Regions from separate parts of the Homo sapiens genome. Here region 1 is linked to region 2. Evidence: chromatin loops called from intact Hi-C (ENCODE). Cell type or tissue: body of pancreas. All regions are shown on one strand. Links, peaks and the distances in the headings refer to the core of each region. The heading gives the core; the rest is flanking DNA. Region 1 has its middle 5.4 kb from the start of TDRD5. Region 2 has its middle 21 kb from the start of ABL2.

The links. A loop is a pair of places that touch in the nucleus more often than their neighbours do. Peaks named below come from ENCODE experiments on the same cell type or tissue, not always from the same donor. Only the 100,000 strongest peaks of a DNase experiment are listed, where the experiment ranks them.
Region 1: a loop joins it to region 2, with 4 times the contacts of the local background. A loop is called at or near these places in 11 of 110 quality-filtered maps.

Annotation. Positions count from the first base shown.
Region 1 is chr1:179,581,169-179,591,653 of GRCh38, reverse strand. It overlaps the pseudogene LOC126860 and a transcript of TDRD5 not described here. Among named protein-coding and RNA genes, the nearest start is that of TDRD5, 5.4 kb to the left of the region's middle. In body of pancreas, for the core only: a CTCF peak has its summit at 5,195; a DNase peak (open chromatin) is centred at 4,913; H3K4me3 peaks cover 637 bases; H3K27ac peaks cover 1,173 bases.
Region 2 is chr1:179,245,767-179,256,251 of GRCh38, reverse strand. It overlaps the pseudogene COX5BP8. Among named protein-coding and RNA genes, the nearest start is that of ABL2, 21 kb to the right of the region's middle. RefSeq lists a silencer at 5,584-5,756. In body of pancreas, for the core only: a CTCF peak has its summit at 4,346; no DNase peak of the experiment used is centred there.

The DNA of each region.
Region 1 (10,485 bases), core at 1,323-9,322, 330 kb before region 2:
CAGGCGCCTACGTCCTCCGACGCGGTGGGAAGACGCGAGGTGGGGCTGCAGCCCTTGAACCAATCCAACCACCTCCAGAGCTAGGGCCGGGCCTGACGCAGGGAGGGGAAGCGGGCCGCGTGGGCCTCAGAATCACCTGTGGGGCTATGTAAGAGGCGAAAAGGATGCACAGGTCTGATAAGCAGAGATTCTCATTCAATAGGTCTGGGTTTATTTGAGGAAAATCACAGACAGAAAATTCTGATTCTTGGCTGAGAATCCCTGCAGAGCTAAAGGCAACTCTGGCTCCCTGATGAAGGAATGGGTGGGGCTAGGAGACCTTTTTAAATGAGCGGACAACATTCTAGGTGCCACTAGAGATTTATTTGGATGTATAGTTGGTTTGGTAGAATGAGCCAGATTTATAAAGTCCTTGAAAACCAGAAAACAGTAGTTTAAGAGATATAGAATAGGGAGGGGCATTGTATAATATAAAGACTTGTACCTTAAAATGTACAGTCTAATTAAAGAAACAAGACAAACCAAAATAACCAAAGAATTTGAATCAACAAAGAGGCTTAAGCACACACAATGACCTTATCTTCCTTCTTTTTTTTTTCTTATAAAATGTAAGGTTTAATATATGACAGCAAGGAGCACCCCGGAGGCTGCCAGCGCATGTGACTTCGTGTTTCTGTGCTACATGAGACTAGTGTCCTCATCTTCCATCGTGACAACCCTTCTCTCTCCCCCAACCCTCTCCCCCGCCCACAGTGCCAACAGGCTCTGGGCAAAGCTGCCCCGTTTTCTTTTAACCTAAGGGATGCCATGGTTTGGCTGACTATGTTTGACTACCACCACTGAAGGCAGCTGATGTCTCAAGCAGCTGGATACTGTGGCGATGGGAATCAGACGAGGTACTAGCATGGAGGGCGGGGGTGCAGGGTCAAGGTCGTCTGGGTTCTCAGGAGCCAGTCTGTGCCACAGAACCATCGGCAGCTGCCTTCGTAAGGCACCTCGGTCTGGCATTCGGAAAACCACCCTGTCTTGCCAGAGCCCCTTGGTCTTGGTTAGCAAAAACTGTATCTGATCTAAATCATGCTTTCAATCAGAAGAAATCACATTCCTTCTTTTCCCTTTCTAATATATTCCAATGTGTCTATTTTTTCTCAATTTTAACAAGCAAATTGTACCACCATCTTATTCTGAGATGCTCCTTTTTAAAAGCTGTAGATCACATTAATGGAAGTGTTTACTGCTGGGAATATTTTCCATGTACAATGATTTGTAACCCTCTTATCTCAACTAGTTGCACATTATTAGTTCACATCCAGTTCAATTTATAAATTAAGAAAGGTGCCTTTTGTCTGTACAAAAATCAATGCATATTTATGAACTTCTTTTATTCAAATATATTTTCACACATCTTATCTAAATACATAAAATGCAGAAGTCCGTGTGAGTTTGGCAGTGTGGCCCAGGAGGGCCTGAGACTAACACATCCACCTTGGCAAAAGGACAGACAATGTCTCTTATGGTTGGAAAAAATAGCCTTTTGTGTGTTTATTTGGTTTACAAAATATACTCAAAATGCTATTATTAGCTGAATTTGTGATTTCCTTTTGAATTTCTGAGTTATTCTTATTTATTTTTCCCATTTTGTTTTTGCACCAAGGAGACCGCAGTCAAAAAGAAAGTTACTCAGCAACTGATTTCCTCTCTTTGGACTGAAAAATTAAACAGATACTAAATTATGACAGTGAATTTAGAAAGGAGGGCTCCAAGGGCTTGAAAGAACATATCTGGGATGATATGATGCTTCTAAGAGTACTGCAATCACATTGTGGCGATCACCGGAGCATGCCGCATAACTACCTCCTTGGCTAATCTGCTGTCTTCTTGGTGATGACTAATCCTCTTCTATTAAACAGCAGTAATGCTGGAAGAACTCAACTGTACAAGTGTAATGAAGCCAGTATTCTCCCTGGACAGATTAGCTACAACTGACTTGACACATACCATCATAAGGGCTTCAAACCTGACAAACTCTGTGCTTGCTTCTGATTTATGCCATCAAGCTCCTCAGAGAAGGGATGGAATCCAAGTGTTCCGCTTGGTAGTACTGATGTGCTTAACTGCCAGTTAAGGAAAGTTGCCCCTCCCCCTCACATCCCCGCCCCTTGTGCCACCAGAACAAGGGTCCTGCGCCGTGTGCTATCATCAAAGAGCCGAGGCCTGTCGCTCTCTCCTGCTTGTGGTTTAGGGAAATTTGAGCAAAGGAACTGCTTCTACAGTCTCCCAGCTGCCTCTTCACCCCTTGAGGATGTCCAGGTTTTGTGATTTTGTGTGGGGTGGGAGTGGGTGGGTGGGAGGGAGGCGACCACCAGGAAGAGTGAGGGGATGTGATGGGACTCACGTGCTGCGACTTCCAAGTGAGTATGCTGCGAGGCTGCCGCGTCCCAGGTGTGGCTGGCGGGCAGGCAGGCACGGCTGTTCCTCAGATGATGGTGGGCACCCTCCTGCTGCTGCTTTTCTGGTTATTGTTTCTCCTGGACAGGTTAGGGGTGGCCATGAGCACTCAGTGCTCGTTGGGCAGCCATACTCCAGGGCACATTGATGCATTCCTGCCTCGAGGCCTGCCAGGTGTAGGCCAGCACTGTGTTCCCATGGGCATCTTGGGCCATGACGTCCACCCGGTACCAGATCAGGAGCTGCACCAGGACCACACTTCCCTTGTGGCAGGCCAGATGCAGTGCAGTGCGGCCATCTCTGTCTCCCTCCCCAAAGGTTTCTTTCACCTTGTCCCAGGAGCTGTGCACCAGCAGCAGGATGGCCATCTGCCGGTCTTCGTCTGCGGTGGCCCGAAGCGGGTGCTGGCCCAGGGACAGCTCCGTGCAGGGTAGCGGGGCCAGGAAGAGCTTCTGCTCGTAGTTGGCATGGATCCATTGTTCCTTCTCTTTCCTTGTGGAGTCTACTAAGGGTTTCATCCGCCCCTGGCTGCTCTCTTCCCAGACGCTGTTGAATATCTCGTTCCCAATGGATGACATCATCTTGATAAGCTCAACTGGCCAGTCATCCAGGTCCAGAGATCAGACTCGGGAAAGGTGGGTGCCAAGATTCCAATGGATTCCTAAGCACTTGATGCACGTGAGCACTCCCAAGTTCAAACTGGCCCAGTTAGGATTCTGGGTCTCGCAGTTCACACAGTGGGAGTTCCGTGCATGTGTCAGATTGACTGCAGGGCCATGGCCTCACTCTGGTTCATCAGCTGGGACTTGTTCTTGCTGCTCTTGCACGACTGCAGGCTGGCCAGGATGGCCAGGATCTGGCTCTCGATGGCTTGGACCCAGGTGTCCTGCTCCTCATTCGTCGTGGCTTCAAAGTGCCACGTTTGGCCAGTGAGGGACACAATGATAAAGTTTTCTTGTTCTTCAGCAGTGTCAGACAGGCCATCAGCTTTGAAGTTGCTGGTGGCTTTCTGCCTATAGTGCTTCTTTCTGTTGGTGTGAGGGGAGGTGGGCTGGTGGTGCTGGAGTTACTGCGACTGGAGCATACAGAGTCACCCACCCCTTGTCACTGCTAATGGCCGAGTTTGCAATGACTGTAGCCTGACTCCACTGGTTGGCTCTGGAGACTGAGTAGGAGTGCTGGTGCATGCCATCTGGTTGGCTGTTGAAGGAGACCAGGCTGATGCCACCTGCCAACTGAGACCCAGATGCACTAGTGACATTTCCTGAATTGGGTGAGATGTGTAAACTCCTCATGTGCTTGGATAGGCCATTGGTTTTAGTCCTGGAGATGGGCACGCAGGCCGACGTGGCTTGGGGTAGCCTCTTCCCTGGGACTTTCATAGTGGTTCTCAGAAGGTCAGTCTCCTTACCATGGACATTCTGCATGTAATCATGTAAACTTGGATCATAGGTCCGCACACCATTGTCACACAGGGTGACATATTTCTTTTACCACTCTTTATTCAACGATTTGCCACTCTGCTTCAACAGCATGCCCTGTATAATTGGCATGGCTTGGCTGCTCCCAATGCCGTATGCATGACTCTCTAGGCCTTTCTACTCTTTGGGTTGCTCCCTTTCTGAGAGGTGAACAGGTTTGACCCCACTTGAACTGCTTGTGAACTGCTTGTGAATGGGTGTGGGCGTGTTGGCAGTGGGAGGAACATCCATCTGAAGTTCCTTCTGGCTGGTGCTGGGAGTCGATGGAACAGAGGAGGAATAGTTGCTTAAACTCCTACCTCCATTACTTGTCTAGTTGATGTGCATGGCGGACACCTGTGCAGAACAGACGGTGGAATGGCTTGGAGAACTGGGCAGCAACTTGCAGGGTCCTATGGGCAGCTGCTGCTTCTTCCTTGTGGCAACAATCTTCTGGGCAACCTCCTGGAAGTCCCTTTCCACGTTCAGCCCATACATAGCACACGTCTCATAGTACGTGCACCGCTTCAGGTCGTTGGAGCACTTCCTTACCCTGGCATCATCAATGACCCTCAGGTTAGTGGAACTTATGGCATCCTGGGTTCCCACCAGAACCAGAGGAATCTCGCTCATGTTCCGATAGTTGGCCATTCCACTGTAGTAAACAGTCTGGAAACTTATTTCATCCTCCAAGCTGAAAACAAATATAACTGCATCCACCGACATGGCAAACTGCGCCTCCAGGGGGTCCCCTTCATATTTAATCAGCAGCAGATAGCTCTGTCCATCAACAACAATCTCTTTCTTGAACCTGCCACCACTTTGAGCTCCGGGACAGATCGACTCAGCGTCCATTCCTAGCTGTTCACAAAGACATCTTCGATGGCAATGACGTGCTCCCGGATCTGGTTCTGAAGCACCGGCTCCTCCACGCGCTCCAGCAGCTGGTAGATGGGAGTAGACGTTGGGGTGGACCAACTCGAAGTGCTGGATCTCGGCCGGGATGGCAGCCAAGTTGGCCAGCTGCTGCTGGTAGTTCATGGTGCAGGCACCAGGCCGGGAGCTGCCTGCCCCCGCCGCCCCCGCCCCCGCCTCAGAAGCCTGGCCTCCCGCGGCGGGTGGAGGAGGCTCGAGAAAGGCGCGGGTGGAGTAGGCGCGGGGCTGGCCCGCGGTCTCAATTCATGGCAGGGACAAGCGGCTGGCGAGCCAGCAGCCAGCGAGCGGGCCGGCGTCTCAAGTCAACACGCCACCCCGGGGAAGCGCGCCCCCACCTGGAGCGCGCCCCTACCTGCAGCGCCCCACGGCGGGCGTGACGGGCCCAGGAGGAGGCTCGCTAGAGCGCCTTCCTGCGAGGCAGCCTCTTTCCAGCCCTAGGCCCCGCTCTGCCGAGCAGACATTAAAAGCCCTGGCAGCCGCTGAGCGCTGAGCTCCGAGCTCCGAGCTCCGAGCGCCAGGGCCGGGGGCGAGGGCCGATTCCCGGGCAGTGTGGCTGCGCGGCTCCGGGCGCCCGGCCGCGGCCTTCTTTCTTAAAACTGATGACATAATGCTTTTTTTTTTTTTTTTTTTTTTAAGCCAAGGGAACAAAATGTTCCATCAATGAGCCAGGAATATTGAGGAATCCCTGAAAGATTGAAAATAAGACTTATGGGCTGGTTTATAGCAGAATGGGCAGGGCTGAATAGCAAATTAACAAAAAGGAAAAGAAAATGGATCTAAACATTGCAACATTTGAATGACAAAAGCTGTATAAACAAAAACCAGCAAGAATGATGGTGAGGGTTGGGGAGTTAAAAAGAAGAAAATGTCCCAAATTTGCACCAAAACACATCTTATTAAAAGGGCCCACTTAGAGTTCTTAAAATAATTAATGAAAAAATATCCTGTTGTAGGTAAACTCTAGGAGAAAGAGAATCAAGAGATTTTTATATGGAAATGTTATCTATAAAATAATGGAAATTAGTTTGCCCTTGAATTTCTCAGTGGCAATATCTTCAGGGCTAACTCTGGAATCCTTTAGGCTAACCAACAGTAAAGTGAGAGGAAAATAAAAACGTTCTCAGACATGAAAGTATTCAGAAAGTTTACCATCTCATTGAATGACTTGAAAATGACTCCTGCAAAATGAACAACGAATTACAAAAAAGATTTCCCAGATTCTCATCCCCAACAGATGAGGCAACAGACATTGAGTACATACTATGTGCGCTCTACACAGATTATCTCATTTTCTTCCCAATAACTCTGAAAAAGGTACAATTATGATGCCCATTTTAAAGTGAAGAAACTGATATACAGATGTGAACCAGAATATATGAAAGAATGATAGGCAATAAAACATAAAATATATTATTGAATCAAAAAGTTATTGGTGCATAATATAAAAAAGAGAGGGTTTTTACAAAGATATTCTGGAGCTAAATCCCAGATCGATAACTGCAAAGCAAGTGTCAGAGGCTGTGTGAAGTTGCTTCATTAGAAAGACTCCACTGGGGAACAGTAGCTACCCTTAGAGTCCCCACTTGACTGGATTTGCAGTAACCAAGACCTATCAGTCATCTGTGGCAGCTGATCTGTGAAGTGAATGGGAATGAGGTGGGAACCATCACAGTAGCATCTTTCTCTCCTTTGATGGTAACACTTATCTCTGCAATTCTCCAGGAATGTAGCATTGCTTTTGATGTACTGTTTTGGCACCCCACTTGGTACTTCCTACCGGAATAGCCCTTACACCATGGGTGAGTGTACCAATGTAGGAATTCTGCCAGTTGCTAAGATTACCTATTCCAGCTATTCACTTGGCAACTAGGGCCCTTGACCACAGGATGAATTCACAGTCCCACTAGCCCTGCCCAAAGGTGAACCTGGGCCAGAATTCAGTTCATTTGTCACCCAACCTCTATAAGCTCAAAATGTTGATGGCAAACAGCAACATTTTGGGTCCCAGAAATTAGTGTTAGTTTGGGATTTGCATATGATAGTCACTAAAAAGTTTGGGTATTTCCTTTTCTCCAGAGCAATTATCTATAAGGGAGCACAAACTCTTTGGGGAGATGAAAGTTTGCTTGCAGTCTTAGGTACAATATTTCCACAGCGTCCTTATACAAGAATATTTGGGCTATGCTCAAAAGGCTGTGGATCTGGGATCTGATTTAGTGCCGGTAATGGGGTGACAAGTTGTATCTCTCTTGCTCAGGAGAGGTCTCTGTTCCCCAGACATAAAGCTGTGTTTTGTGGGTTGTTTTTTGTTTTTTTTTTTTTTAGAGACAGGATCCCACTCTGTTGCCCAGGCCGAAATGCAGTGGCATGATCATGGCTCGCTGAAGACCTGAACACCTGGGCTCAAGCAGTCCTCCCTTCTCAGCCTCTTGAGTAGCTAGTCATGCATGCTCCACCATACTTAGCTACTTTTTCTTTTTCTTTTTTTTTTTTTTTACTTTTTTTTGGAGGGGGAGGTAGGGGTCTTGCTATGTTGCCGATGCTAGTCTCAAACTCCTGGACTGAAGAATGCTCCCACCTTGGCCTCCCAAAACACTGGGATTATAGGAGTGAGTCACTGCCCGGCCTGGATTTGTTTTTGTTATACAAACCAAAAAGACTTAATGGGTTATTTGTTGAGTTCATTCCTTGGGTTCCTAAAATTACTTAACCACATCCAGAGAGCTCCTGGGTCAGACCAATGTGTTTTCCACCCTGCTGCCTATTATGATGACTGGAGCCCACTGTTCTTCTGGTAATTAACGCCCTCCACTTGACTGCCTCCCATCCTTGCTTGCCTGTGGGAGTGTATTTTAATTTGCAGCTGCTCCTTCCAGCATTCCTGCCCTAGAAAACAGCCGAGATAGAGAAAGAGACCCAATTTGTGCCTATCGGATGCCACTGTTCAAGTCTATTTCCTGCAGCAATGACTCCAGGCCTTTGCCATTGCTCTTACATTTCTTACCCTACTCCTGCTCTACCACTAGATGACTTTGCTCCAAACCACCCAGAGCAAATGGAGGCTCTCATACATGAACCCCCTCAACTTTGAGCCCAGTCCTCTAAACTAGTCCCCATCATGTCTTTCCTTCTGGTCTCGGTTGGTGAGGGGGTCATCCATCCTACTTTTGATTTTATCCCCCCAAGCTCCTCTAGGATCATGACCTTACCCTTTGGTTACTGTTACACATATTCAATACCTCTTCACAGACTACTTTCCTATAGCATAAAATTATGCTCTGATCTTACATACACATAACACAGAGAAGAAAGACAGCAGGAAGGAGAAATAAACACTTTCTCTTGAACTACCTCCCACTCCAGCCTTTCCTTTGTGGCCAAATCCTTAAACAGTCTACACTCAGTTTTTTTCCCACCTTTTCATCCACCATTCACTACTCAGTCCATAGCAATTAGCCTGCTACTCAGGACATCTTTCTTTTACCAAAATTATCAATGGCAAACTTACTAATTGACAAGTTTTACAGACTTTTCATCTTACGTGATCTCTGCTGTTTACTGTTGGTGTCTCCTCCCTTTCTGAAAATCTCTCCTCTGTGGGTTTCTATGATGCTGTTGCACTGGGCTTGACTCCTAGCATTCTGCTCTATTTCCTCCTTTTGTTATTCTGTTAATGCCCATGTACATTTAATACAGGGTCTGTCCTTGGCTCTTTGCTTTTTTTCTTTTTTTTTTGAGAGCAAGTCTCGCTCTTGTCCCCCAGGCTGGAGTGCAATGGCTCAATCTTGGCTCACTGCAACCTCTGCCTCCCGGGTTCAAGTGATTCTCTTGCCTCAGCCTCCTGAGTAGCTGAGATTACAGGAGCCTGCCACCACACCCAGCTAATTTTTGTATTTTTAGTAGAGACGGGGTTTCACCATGTTGGCCAGGCTGGTCTCGAACTCCTGACCTCAGGTGATCCGCCCGCCTCAGCCTCCCAAAGTGCTGGGATTACAGGCATGAGCCACCACGCCCAGCTGGCTCTTCACCTTTTTATCCATCCCCCTCTTCCTAGGTCAGCTTTCTCATTCTCACAGTTTCAGCTTTGGCTAATGCCTTCCAAACGGCATGTTCATTCAAGCAACAAATATCTTTTAGCTCCTACTGTGTGCCAAGTACTGTCCTAAGAGATGGGACTATAACAGTAAGCAAAACAAAGTTTCTGTTTTTCTGGACATTACCAAAGACAAGCATTAAGCAGATAAAATATATAATATATGATGTCAAATAATGATAAAGGATCTTGCAAAAAATAAACCAGGATAAGACAGTGAGAATGGGGCTGCTGTAAATGGAGTATTTAGAAAACACTTTTGTTTAACTTGTATCATACTGGCTCTCAAAGTGTGGTTCCAGACCAACAGCATCACCTGGGAACTGGCTAGAAATGCACATTATCAGGCCTCACTCGACCTGCTGAATCAGAAAATAGGGGTCGGGGGATGAGTCCAGCAATCTATGCCTTAACAGGCCCTCCAAGTGATTCTGATGCATGCTGTAGAGGAGTTTCCCACCTCTGTTGCCTCAAATAGATGACAGGTGTGCAGTCTAATACTAATTTTCTTAGCCCATAGGGATAGCTTTAGGGTTGGGGGTTAGAGAGATGCCAGGAACCTCCGGACCAAAGTAGCGTACACCCAGACTTTTCAGAAGGCAACCAAGTGGGATCGGCTGGCATGCCACAGGCCTCCAGGTGGCATGGTAAAAGTCATCCATTGATCTGCTGCAAGAAGCTAAGCGCTGTCAAGGACCTGCTTCCGCCCTCACTTCCAGGTGAAGTTTGTGGTCCCTTGCACATGGAGACTGCACAGCACAGAGCGAGACAGGTGTAGAAGCTACTCTAGCTGCACCACGACAGCTCTTCATAATGCATGTGTTGGGCTCCCTAGAGCTTCTTTCCTTTCCTTTCCCTTTCCCATTCATTCACATCCATTCTTTCACTCACTCGTTCATTCAATTCATTCATTTATAAATAGAGACAGAGGTCTCTCTAGGTTGCCCAGGCTGGTCTCAAACTCCTGGGCTCAAGAGATCCTCTTGCCTTGGCTTCCCAAAGTGCTGGGATTACAGGCATGAACCACTGTGCCCAGCCTCATTATTATTTGAAATACATTTATTTTTATAAATTTATTTATTTATTTTTGAGACGGATTCTCACTCTGTCACCCAGGCTGGAGTGCAGTGGCGCAATCGCGGCTCACTGCAACCTCCACCTCCTGGGTTCAAGCCATTCTCCTGCCTCAGCCTCCCAAGTAGCTGAGACTACAGGTGCGTGCCACCATGCCCAGCTAATTTTTTTATATTTTTAGTAGAGACAGGGTTTCACCATGTTAGCTAGGATGATCTCGATCTCCTGACCTCCTGATCCACCCACCTCGACCTCCCAAAGTGCTAGGGTTACGGGTGTGAGCCACCGCGCCTGGCCATTTTGAAATAAGTTTAAAGAAAAAGTTGATTAGATTTGAAACCCATTCACATTATCACAAGAAATATCAAAATTACATTTGTTGATGACAGAAATTAGATTCTTTAAGTTCAACTGCTGTAAATTTTTAAGTGATTGTAAAAATGATTTTTAAAGCTTTTAAAATTGTGTGAACAC
Region 2 (10,485 bases), core at 782-8,781:
AGAGAAAGAATGAGGAGTGAATGTACAGAAAAAGGGAGATTTGTGTTTTTTGTTTTTTTGTTGTTGTTTTTGGGAGAAGAGGCCAATGCAAGTCTTTATTGGAAAGAAAAGACTTTATAGCACATTTGAGTAACTTAACACAGAGGCTCCATGGGCCCCCTGATGGGGCAGGTTCCACAGTTAGGATATCACTGGCTCTTGCCTTTGTGTAGCCAAAACTAGATGATGGCACTGTTGTCCTCTTCATAGATATAGCCCACTATTCACTTATTGGTGATGGTGGGGACCAAATTAGGGTTCCCTGTGACTGAAGCTGCCTTTGGGGGTATTATACTGTATGGGTCCAGTCCCTTCCGTGCAGCCATCATGAGCTCCCTCTCCAACCCAGCCGCCTTCTTGTCATCAGTAAGAACACCACCTCCAGATGCCATGGAGTACACCATGGCCACTCCATTGGAATTGCGGGCCCTCAGGGCCTGTGTGGCCAGCGCTCTGGTCTGCAAAGCATCTTGAAGCCATCACACCTGTGACAAGCAGTAGCACTGGGAGATTTGTCACCTGGTATAACATGTAGGTGACATAGGTGAATTCCTACTGTATCCAAACTCTTGTTTATCTTTAAGAAACAGGATGCCTGCAATTAAAAGTTCCCTTTGTAACCAGACTAACTGAGACTGGTTAGAACCAAGATAGCCAACCAAATGACTTCAAGAAGACCTCAGGCTTCATTATAATCTCACTTCCATGCTAAATGACACTCCCACTAGTGCCATGACAGTTGACAATTGCCAAGACAGTGACCAGAAGAAGCCATAAAAGCACAAAAAAGAAGGCAGCACTATGGTTCTGGGAAGCCCACCACCCATTTCCAGAAAAAATGTGAGTATTTCTCCCCTTGCTTTTAAAGTCCAACCCCATTATTAGAGAAGCCCTAAATTTTAGTCCCCTCACCTTTCACTTATTGAGACATTGATTAGTGAGCCAGGCTCCCACTTCTGGATTCCATGGCCATTGAATAAAGCCTGCACTGGTTGACACTCACTTTTAGTTTTGTATATTGACTTCATGACACCAAATAGTAAAGTACCACATCTTTATAGGGACCAGCTTTGTTGTTCATAAAACTGGCAACCCAGATGGGACACTGGACTAGATTAGGGAAGGCCTATTTGGGAAGGCCCTTTGCCTCACCGCAGACCTGGCAACAGGCACCTGACAGCTGGAACCAGCTTTGTCAGTAACATTGTGAAGATTAAATGTAGACATAAACTCTTAGGACAGTACATGGCACAGGATAGGAATAGTCTGATTTTTTAATTAATTTATTTATTTTTTGAGATGGAGTCTCACTCTGTCACCAAGGCTGGAGTGCAATAGTGTGATCTCGGCTGGGGCAGGCTCAAGTAGGCTGCCTCAGCCTCCCGAGTAGCTGAGATTACAGATGTGCACTGCCACGCCTGGCTAATTTTTGTATTTTTAGTAGAGATGGGGTTTCACCATGTTGGCCAGGCTGGTCTCAAACTCCTGACCTCAGGCAATCCGCCCACCTCGGCCTCCCAAAGTGCTGGGATTATAGGTGTGAGCCACCATGCCCAGCTGAATAGTCTGAATTTTAGCCATTATTAGAGATCTGGGGAACTCTTTTTTCCTTTATGTGTAGAGGAGTTGGCCTACTGAGGAACTCTACCACCAATCAGTCTGTGCTATGACTGAGTTTCTGGAGTCAGTCTACCTCTAAATGTGTTCATGGACATAGAGTAGCAAGCATGGCTTCATGTATCCCTATACAAAGTGTTTTCATTTCATTTCCTATTGCTGCTGCAATGAATTCTGGAGGCTCTAGGGGAGAGCCTGTTTTCTTGCCTTTTCCATCTTCTGTAGGCGGCCTGCATTCCTTGGCTTGTAACCCTGCTTTATTCCAGGCCTCTGTTTCCATCGTCATACCTCCTCTTCTTATTCTCAATATCCTGTCCCTCCCCTTATAAGATTCATGTGATTGCCGGGCACGGTGAATCATGCCTGTAATCCTAGCACTTTGGGAGGCCAAGGCGGGCAGACTGAGCTCAGGAGTTCGAGACCAGCCTGGGCAACATGGTGAAACCCCATCTCTACTAAAATACAAAAAAAATTAGCCAGGAGTGGTGGCGTGCGCCTGTAGTCCCAGCTACTCGGGAGGGTGAGACAGGAGAAGTGCTTGAACCTGGGAGGCAGAGGTTGCAGTGAGCTGAGATTGCACCACCGCCCTCCAGTCTGGGTGACAGAATGAGACACTGTTTCAAAAAAAAAAAAAGATTCATGTGATTACTTTGGGCCCATTGGCTAATGCAGGATTATCGCCCCATCTCAAGATCCTTAATTTAGTCACATCTACAAAATCCATTTGACCATGTAAGATAACATATTCTCAGGTTCTAGAGATTAGAAGGTGGGCATCTTTGATGAGGAAGTGTCAGTTTATGCTTACCACACTGGACAAGGAGTTTATCTCGGTTGTGGTGGACACATTTCTCTGAATCATACAGAGGTCATGTTAGCCACTTTCTCACGGATGGCTCTTTTCCCGAAGAATAACAGTGGGAAAGAAAAATGCCAGCCTTTGAAAAGACAGAGAGACAGAGGAGTATACCATTTTTCTTATGTGAGTGAAGAAATGGTGATAGGAATGGTTACTTTCTGAAAATATGCAAGGACTATCTAAAACCCTGGAATGTTAAGGGCTTGATGACATAGAAGTCATAGTAGCAACTCCAGCCTCAGCTGGAAGTAGGCTGAAGTAGGCTGCATGGCCTCTTTACACTTTCGCATATGCTTCCAGATCCCACATGTCAGTGACAAATGATCGTGTTATATAGCAAAACACGTAAGAACACAAGCTCTGGAGTCAGCCAAGACCCACATCCTTGCTCCGCTAGCTCTGCTATTTACTAATTGGGTGACCTTGGATGACCTGCTTAACTTCTCTAGACTAAGTTTTCTTGACTGTAAAATGGGGATAATGAGAGGTCACAGGTTTGTTATTAGGATTACATGAGATAATGTATGCAAAGTGCTTAGCATAGTGTCTGACACAGTAATTACTATTCAGTAAATTATTATTATTATTATAACTGGAATAAATATGAGGAAAGATAAAGTAGAACTGCACCATCTAACACAACAACATATTCTATAATCCCCTATAAATCTCCCCCCAAAGTCCCACTCATCATAGAAACTACTCTCCTAAATTGCTCTTCTTTGTCTCTTTGGAAACTCCTATCCTTTCTGGGTCTCTTCTTCTCACTTTTGGAATAATTTCTGTCAGACATCTTCTGTATGGCTTCTCATTTAGGCTCATTCCATTCTGTTTCTCTGCCCATTTAACTAATGAGTATAACAAAGGCACAATATTGAGTCATATAGATATCCCTTTAAAAGAGCTGAAAGTGGCAGAAACAAGTCTGTGAATACTTACCCTGGTCTCTTTTTGTCCTATCAACTTCTGTTTTTTTGTTTTGTTTTGTTTTGTTTTTGAGACACAGTTTCACTCTGTCGCCCAGGCTAGAGTGCAGTGGCACGATCTATCTCGGCTCACTGCAACCTCTGCTTCCTGGGCTCCAGTGATTTTCCTGCCTCAGCCTCCGAGTAGCTGGGATTACAGGCTCCCGCCACTGTGCCCGGCTAATTTTTGTATTTTTAGTACAGATGGGGTTTCACCATGTTGGCCAGGCTGGTCTCGAACTCCTGACCTCAGGTGATCTGCCCGCCTTGGCCTCCCAAAGTGTTGGGATTACAGGTGTGAGCCACCATGGCTGGCCATTTCTTTCTGTGTTGTTGTTGTTGCTGTTTTGTTTTGTTTTGTTTTTTCCGAGATGGAGGCTCACTTTGTCACCCAGGCTGGAGTGCAGTTTGTGCAATCTCGGCTTACTGCAACCTCTGCCTCCTGGGTTCAAGTGATTCTAGTGCCTCAGCCTCCCAAGTAGCTGGGGTTACAGGCATGCGCCACCACGCCCAGTTAATTTTTATATTTTTAGTAGAGACATGGTTTCACCACATTGGCCAGGCTGATCTCGAGCTCCAGTTCTCAAGTGATCTGCCCACCTCGGCCTCCCAAAATGCTGGGATTACAGGACAGTCAACCTCATTTTTTATCCTCATGCTCTTCCAGCTTACAACCTTGTTCAGGTGTGCCAAATGTTTGGAGAACCATATAAATTGAGCTTATTTATATTCAGTTTGGAATTCTGAAGCATTTATTAAACTCTTTCATCTATGTTGACTGGGGAACAATGCATCTGCTCAATAGTGACTGCTCTGGAAAAGTCCTTGTTAAGCTACTAGCTGCAGGTTTCTTCTATCCAAGGAGGACATCTAGAGGCTAACTGTGATGTGTAGCCTTTCCAGGAATGCTTTCCAAATTGTTTTCTTCACAGATCCAATCATAAATCATAAATCACATACCCAGTAAGTCTAACTAGAATAAATATTAAAGTATAGCTTATCTTAAGGGAAGAAACAGACCTAATGACGTTACATTTATTTTCCAGGCACAGTAGAAGTACATTAAGGGTACAGAAGAACTTTTAAATGTGATGAGTTGGGAGAAGAGCCATAAAGACAATTTGGGGGCTGGGCGCACTGGCTTATGCCTGTAATCCCAATACTTTGGGAGGCGGAGGCAGGTGGATCACTTGAGATCAGGAGTTCGAGACCAGCCCAGCCAACATGGTGAAACCCCCCTCTCTACTAAAAATACAATAATTAGCTGGGCATGGTGGTAGGCGCCTGTAATCCTGGCTATGTGGGAGGCTGAAGCAGATGAATGGCTTGAATCCAGGAGGTGGACGTTGCAGTGAGCTGAGATGGAGCCACTGCACTTCAGCCTGGTCAACAAGAGCAAAACTCCATCTCAAAAAAAAAAAAAAAAGGATTTGGGACAGGTGAAGAAATTTGAGCATGTTGGTTGATGTGACTGAGTTAATATTGATTTTCTTAAGTGTGTTAGGACCCTGTGCTTCTGCAGGACAGTATTCCTGTTCTTGGGAGATTCAAGCTGGGATATTTAAGAATAATGTAGGAAGACATCTGCAACCTACTTTCAAATGTTTTAACAAAAAGGAGATGTGTGTATACATATGTAGAGAGACAAAGCAGGTGTGGCAAGAGGTCATCAGTTGGTAAATCTAAGTGGGGAGAAATGTGAGTATTCATTACACTTTTCTACAACTTTACGTTTTTTCCAAATGAAAAAAGTTAGAACAGGCTGGGAATGATGGCTCATGCCTATAATCCCAGCACTTTGGGAGGCCGAGGCCCGTGGGTCACCTGAGGTCAGGAATTCAAGACCAGCCTGGCCAACATGGTGAAACCCTGTCTCTACTAAAAATACAAAAATTAGCCGAGCATGGTGGTGGGCACCTGTAATCCCAGCTATGTGGGAGGCTGAGGCAGGAGAATGGCTTGAACCCCAGAGGCGGAGGTTGCAGTGAGCCGATATCATGCCACTGCACTCCAGCTTGGGCGAGTGAGTGAGACTCCATCTAAAAAAAAAAATCAGAACATAAAAGCAATGAGCAAAGTCACTTAAAATATTACCTGAATTTGTATCTCCACCGTTGTGACATCTCTTATGCTGTGTTTTGTTCCTGTGTTGAAATTGGACTTTTTTTTTTTTTTTTTTTTGTGATGGAGTCTCACTGTGTCACCTAGGCTGGAGTGCGGTGGCACGATCTCAGCTCACTGCAACCTCCACCTCCCAGGTTCAAGCGATTCTCTTGCCTCAGCCTCCTGAGTAGCTGGGATTACAGATGCATGCCACCACACCCAATTGATTGATTGACTGATTAATTTTATTTATTTATTTATTTTTGAGATGGAGTTTTGCTCTTGTTGCCCAGGCTGGAGTGCAATGGCATGATCTCGGCTGACTGAAACCTCTGCCTCCTGGGTTCAAGTGATTCTCCTGCCTCAGCCTCCCGAGTAGCTGGGATTACAGGTGTGCACCACTATGCCCGGTTAATTTTGTATTTTTAGTAGGGACAGGGTTTCTCCATGTTGGTCAGGCTGGTCTGGAACTCCCAACCTCAGGTAATTCGCCCGCCTCAGCCTCCCAATATTTTTTTATTTTTAAAGATGGAGTCTAGGCCGGGCGCGGTGGCTCGCGCCTGTAATCCCAGCACTTTGGGAGGCTGAGGTGGGCGGATCACCTGAGGCCGGGAGTTCACGACCAGCCTGATCAACATGGAGAAACCCCATCTCTACTAAAAATACAAAATTAGCCAGGGGTGGTGGCACATGCCTGTAATCCCAGCTACTCGGGAGGCTGAGGCAGGAGAATTGCTTGAACCCAGGAGGCGGAAGTTGCGGTGAGCTGAGATCACGCCATTGCACTCCAGCCTGGGCAACAAGAGTGAAACTTTGTCTCAAAAAAAAAAAAAAAAAAAAAAGATGGAGTCTTGCTCTGTGGCCCAAGCTAGAGTGCAGTGGCGTGATCTCAGTTCACTGCAACCTCTGCCTACCTGGTTCAAGCAATCCTCCTGCCTCAGCCTCCCGAGTAGCTGGGATTATAGGCACCTGCCACCATGCCTGAATAATTTTTGTATTTTTAGTACAGGCAGGGTTTCACCACGTTGACCAGGCTGGTCTCAAACTCCTGATCTTGTGATCCGCCTGCCTCGGCCTCCCGAATTGCTGGGATTACAGGCATGAGCCACCGCGCCCAGCTGAAATTGGAGTTCTTATGTCTTCCAATCTCACTGTATTGTAATCACTCACATAGTTATTCTGTGCTCCTTGTATCACTCAGCATACAGCAAACACTCACAAATATTTGCTAATGCTAGAAAAAAAAAGTGATAGAAAACTTCACAGCTCCCCACTGTGCCATGCTCCCTCTGGTCTTCCTTAGGGCGGGGAGAATGCTTCCTTCCTCTGTTTCCCCTTCCTCCAGATTCCCACGTTGGGGGAAGCCTTCCTGGCCCTGCTTCTGTGCTCTTAGGTCATTTCCCCTTCTTTAGCACTCATTGCACAGTATATTCTAATTGTCAATTTTCTTTACTGGATTCTCCAACCACACTACAGTTTCCTTGAGGAGAAGGGAATTTTGTCTGCCTTTTTTACAGCTGTTACCTTAGTCCCTGATACAGCAGCTGGCACACAGTAAGAGCTTAATACTTAGTGAATGAATGGCCAATGCTAGGGTGACCAATGTTTTAAAGAGCCAAACTGGCTGGGCATGGTGGCTCATGCCTGTAATCCCAGCACTTTGGGAGGCTGAGGCAGGTGGATCACCTGAGGTTGGGAGTTCGAGACAAGCCTGACCAACATGGAGAAACCCCGTCTCTACTAAAAATACAAAATTAGCAGGGCGTGGTGGCGCATGCCTATAATCCCAACTACTCAGGAGGCTGAGGCAGGAGAATCGCTTTAACCCGGGAGGTGGAGGTTGCGGTGAGCTGAGATCACGCCATTGCCTGGGCGGAGCAAAACTCCGTCTCAAAAAAAAAAAGAGACAAACTGGAATACAGCCATACTAGAAACTCCCCCAAATACATGTATAGCTATACACATATATGTTGTTAATTTAGCATAAAATATGAACACAGTGTTTATTTGATATCAAAGGTGTTTTGATTATTATGGTAAAACAATTTCTTAGAAAGAAGTTCAAAGTCCTCCTTTTCAGGAGGGACTCTTTATTGAGTTAATCTTTATATTATTATTATTATTTTTGAGACAGGGTCTCACTCTGTTGCTCTGGCTGGAGTGCAGTGGCACGATCATAGCTCACTGCAGCCTTGACCTGCTGGGCTTAAGCAATCCTCCCACCTCAGCCTCCCAAGCAGGGAGTATAAGCATGAGCCACCACACTCAGCTAATTTAAAAACATTTTTTGTAGAGATGGAGTCTCATTATGTTAGCCAGGCTGGACTTGAACTCTTGAGATCAAGTGTTCCTCCCGCCTCGGCCTCGCAAAGTGCTGGGATTACAGGTGTGAGCCACCGTGCCCAGCCAATCTTTGTATTCTTTATTACAGTTTTATACTCACTTCCCATTTAATACTCTTTTCTTTTCCTTCCTTCCTTCCTTCCCTTCTCTCTCTCTTCCTTCCTTCTTTCCTCCCCTCTCTCTCTTCCTTTCTTCCCTCCCTTTCTTTCCTTCCTTCCTTCCTTCCTACCTTCCTTCCTTCCTTCCTCCCTCTCTCTCTTTCCTTTTTCTTTCTTTCTTTCTTTGACAGGGTCTCATTCTGTCACCCAGGATGGAGTACAGTGGCGCGATCTCGGCCCACTGCAACAATCTCGGCCTGCTGCAGCCTCAACTTCCCGAGCTCAGGCCATCCTCCTGCCTCAACACTCCCCACCCGACTACCCCTCTGTCCCCGAGTAGCTGGGATTACAAGGGAGCACCACCACGCCTGGCTAATTTTTATATTTTTTTGTAGAGACGGGTTTTTGCTATGTTGCCCAGGCTGTAATACTTTTTTCTGATCAACTTATTACATATACATATACATATAAACATTATATATATATGTATTGTATATAGATATACTTTGTTTATTTTTACTTTTTCAAATTCTATTTCTAACCCATTGCTCCAATAAAGGGAACCTACTAAGTTTATGGATCTTTACTTATAGCTAGCCATTCTAACTTGTTGTATTAATTCTAAAGCTCTTTAGTTGAGCATCCCAGATTTTCTATATACATAGTCATAGCGGCTGGGCATGGTGGCTCACGTCTGTAATCCCAGCACTTTGAGAGGCCGAGGTGGGCGGATTGCCTGAGGCCTGGAGTTTGAGACCAGCCTGGTCAACCGGGAGAAACCCTGATTCTACTAAAAATACAAAATTAGCTGGGCGTGGTGGCACATGCCTGTAATCCCAGCTACTCAGGAGGCTGAGACAGGAGAATCGCTTGAATCCGGGAGGCAGAGGTTGCTATGAGCCGAGATCACACCACTGCACTCCAGCCTGGGGAACAAAAGCAAAACTCTGTCTCAGAAAAAAATGAATAATGGCCTTCAAATTAATGCATGCATACCTTCGGGTTACACAAAGACTTTGCCAATGCTATATCAACAGGAAAGCTTTAACAGTCTCCAGATACTTAGGTTGTGTGTGTTCTTTTTCCTAAAGCTGGTGACCACGTGTCTCTCTCCCTCATACTTGAAAGGCACTTTTTGGTAATGATACTCAGGATTGTAATTAAATTTTCCAATAGTATTCTAGTTATCTAACCAAAGTATCATTTTACAGTGCAAGAAACTCAGTCCCAGTGAGATTTTCTGATGCTTCAAGGGTCATACAGTTCCATGTTACCTTCCTCTAATTTAGTAGAAAAATTTATGCCAGGCTGGCACAGTGGCTCAAGCCTGTAATCCCAGCACTTTGGGAGGCTGAGGTGGGCGGATCATCTGAGGTCAAAAGTTTGATACCAGACTGGCCAACGTGGAAAAACCCCGTTTCTACTAAAAATACAAAAATTAGCCGGGCATGGTGGCACATGCCTGTAATCCCAGCTACTCAGGAGGCTGAGGCAGGAGAGCACTTGAACCCAGGAGATGGAGGTTGCAGTGAGCCAAGATTGTGCCACTGCACTCCAGCCTGGGCAACAGAGCGAGACTCTGACTCAAAAAAAAAAAAAAAAAAAGAAAAGAAAAAAGAAAAATTTATACCAATTATGGGTTCAGAAATTATTTTAATGATTCTAATTTTTAAATGGTGATTGTATCAAGAAACTAAAGTTTATTATTAGCATTCAGTAGGCCCTTTTTTCCTGCTGCCTAACTTGCCTAACATCTTAGGATTACTTATTTCTCCATCAGTTTCTTCCATTTCTATCATATAGTCCTATATAAGAGATTCCTATATATTAACTTAGGTTATTATACTTATTAATTCAGGAAATAATTTTGAAACTGATGGTCAATATTCTCATCTTAAATTTTACAGGTAAATCTTGTTTTGAACCTTTCAGCTGTATTTCAAGTGGGAGTCTTACAGGTGTAGAAGATAGAAGATGAAAGGTGTTTTATGACGTAGGCTCCAAAATCAGAGTCAATTCTGCCATATTCATTGGTCAAAGCAAACCACAGGACCAGTCCAGATTCAAGGAAAAGAGAAACAGACTATACACTCTGAAGCACATTGGATATCATCATAAGTTAAACCTCTCTTTCTCAGGGGAAATGATTTTAAAGCACAGAGGTAATTTGAACCCGTGAAATTGAAGTTGAATTGCAAATAAATTACAGTTTTATTTTATTTTATTTTATTTTATTTTATTTTATTTTATTTTATTTTATTTTATTTTATTTTATGAGACAGGGTCTTACTCTGTCCCCAGGCTGGAGTGCAGTAGTCCAATCACAGCTCACTGCAGCCCCAACCTCCTGGGCTCAGATGATCCTCTCACCTCAGCCTCCCAGGTAGCTGGGACTACAGGCACACACCACCATACCCGGCTAACTTTTTGGATTTTTTATGGAGATAGGGTTTCACCATGT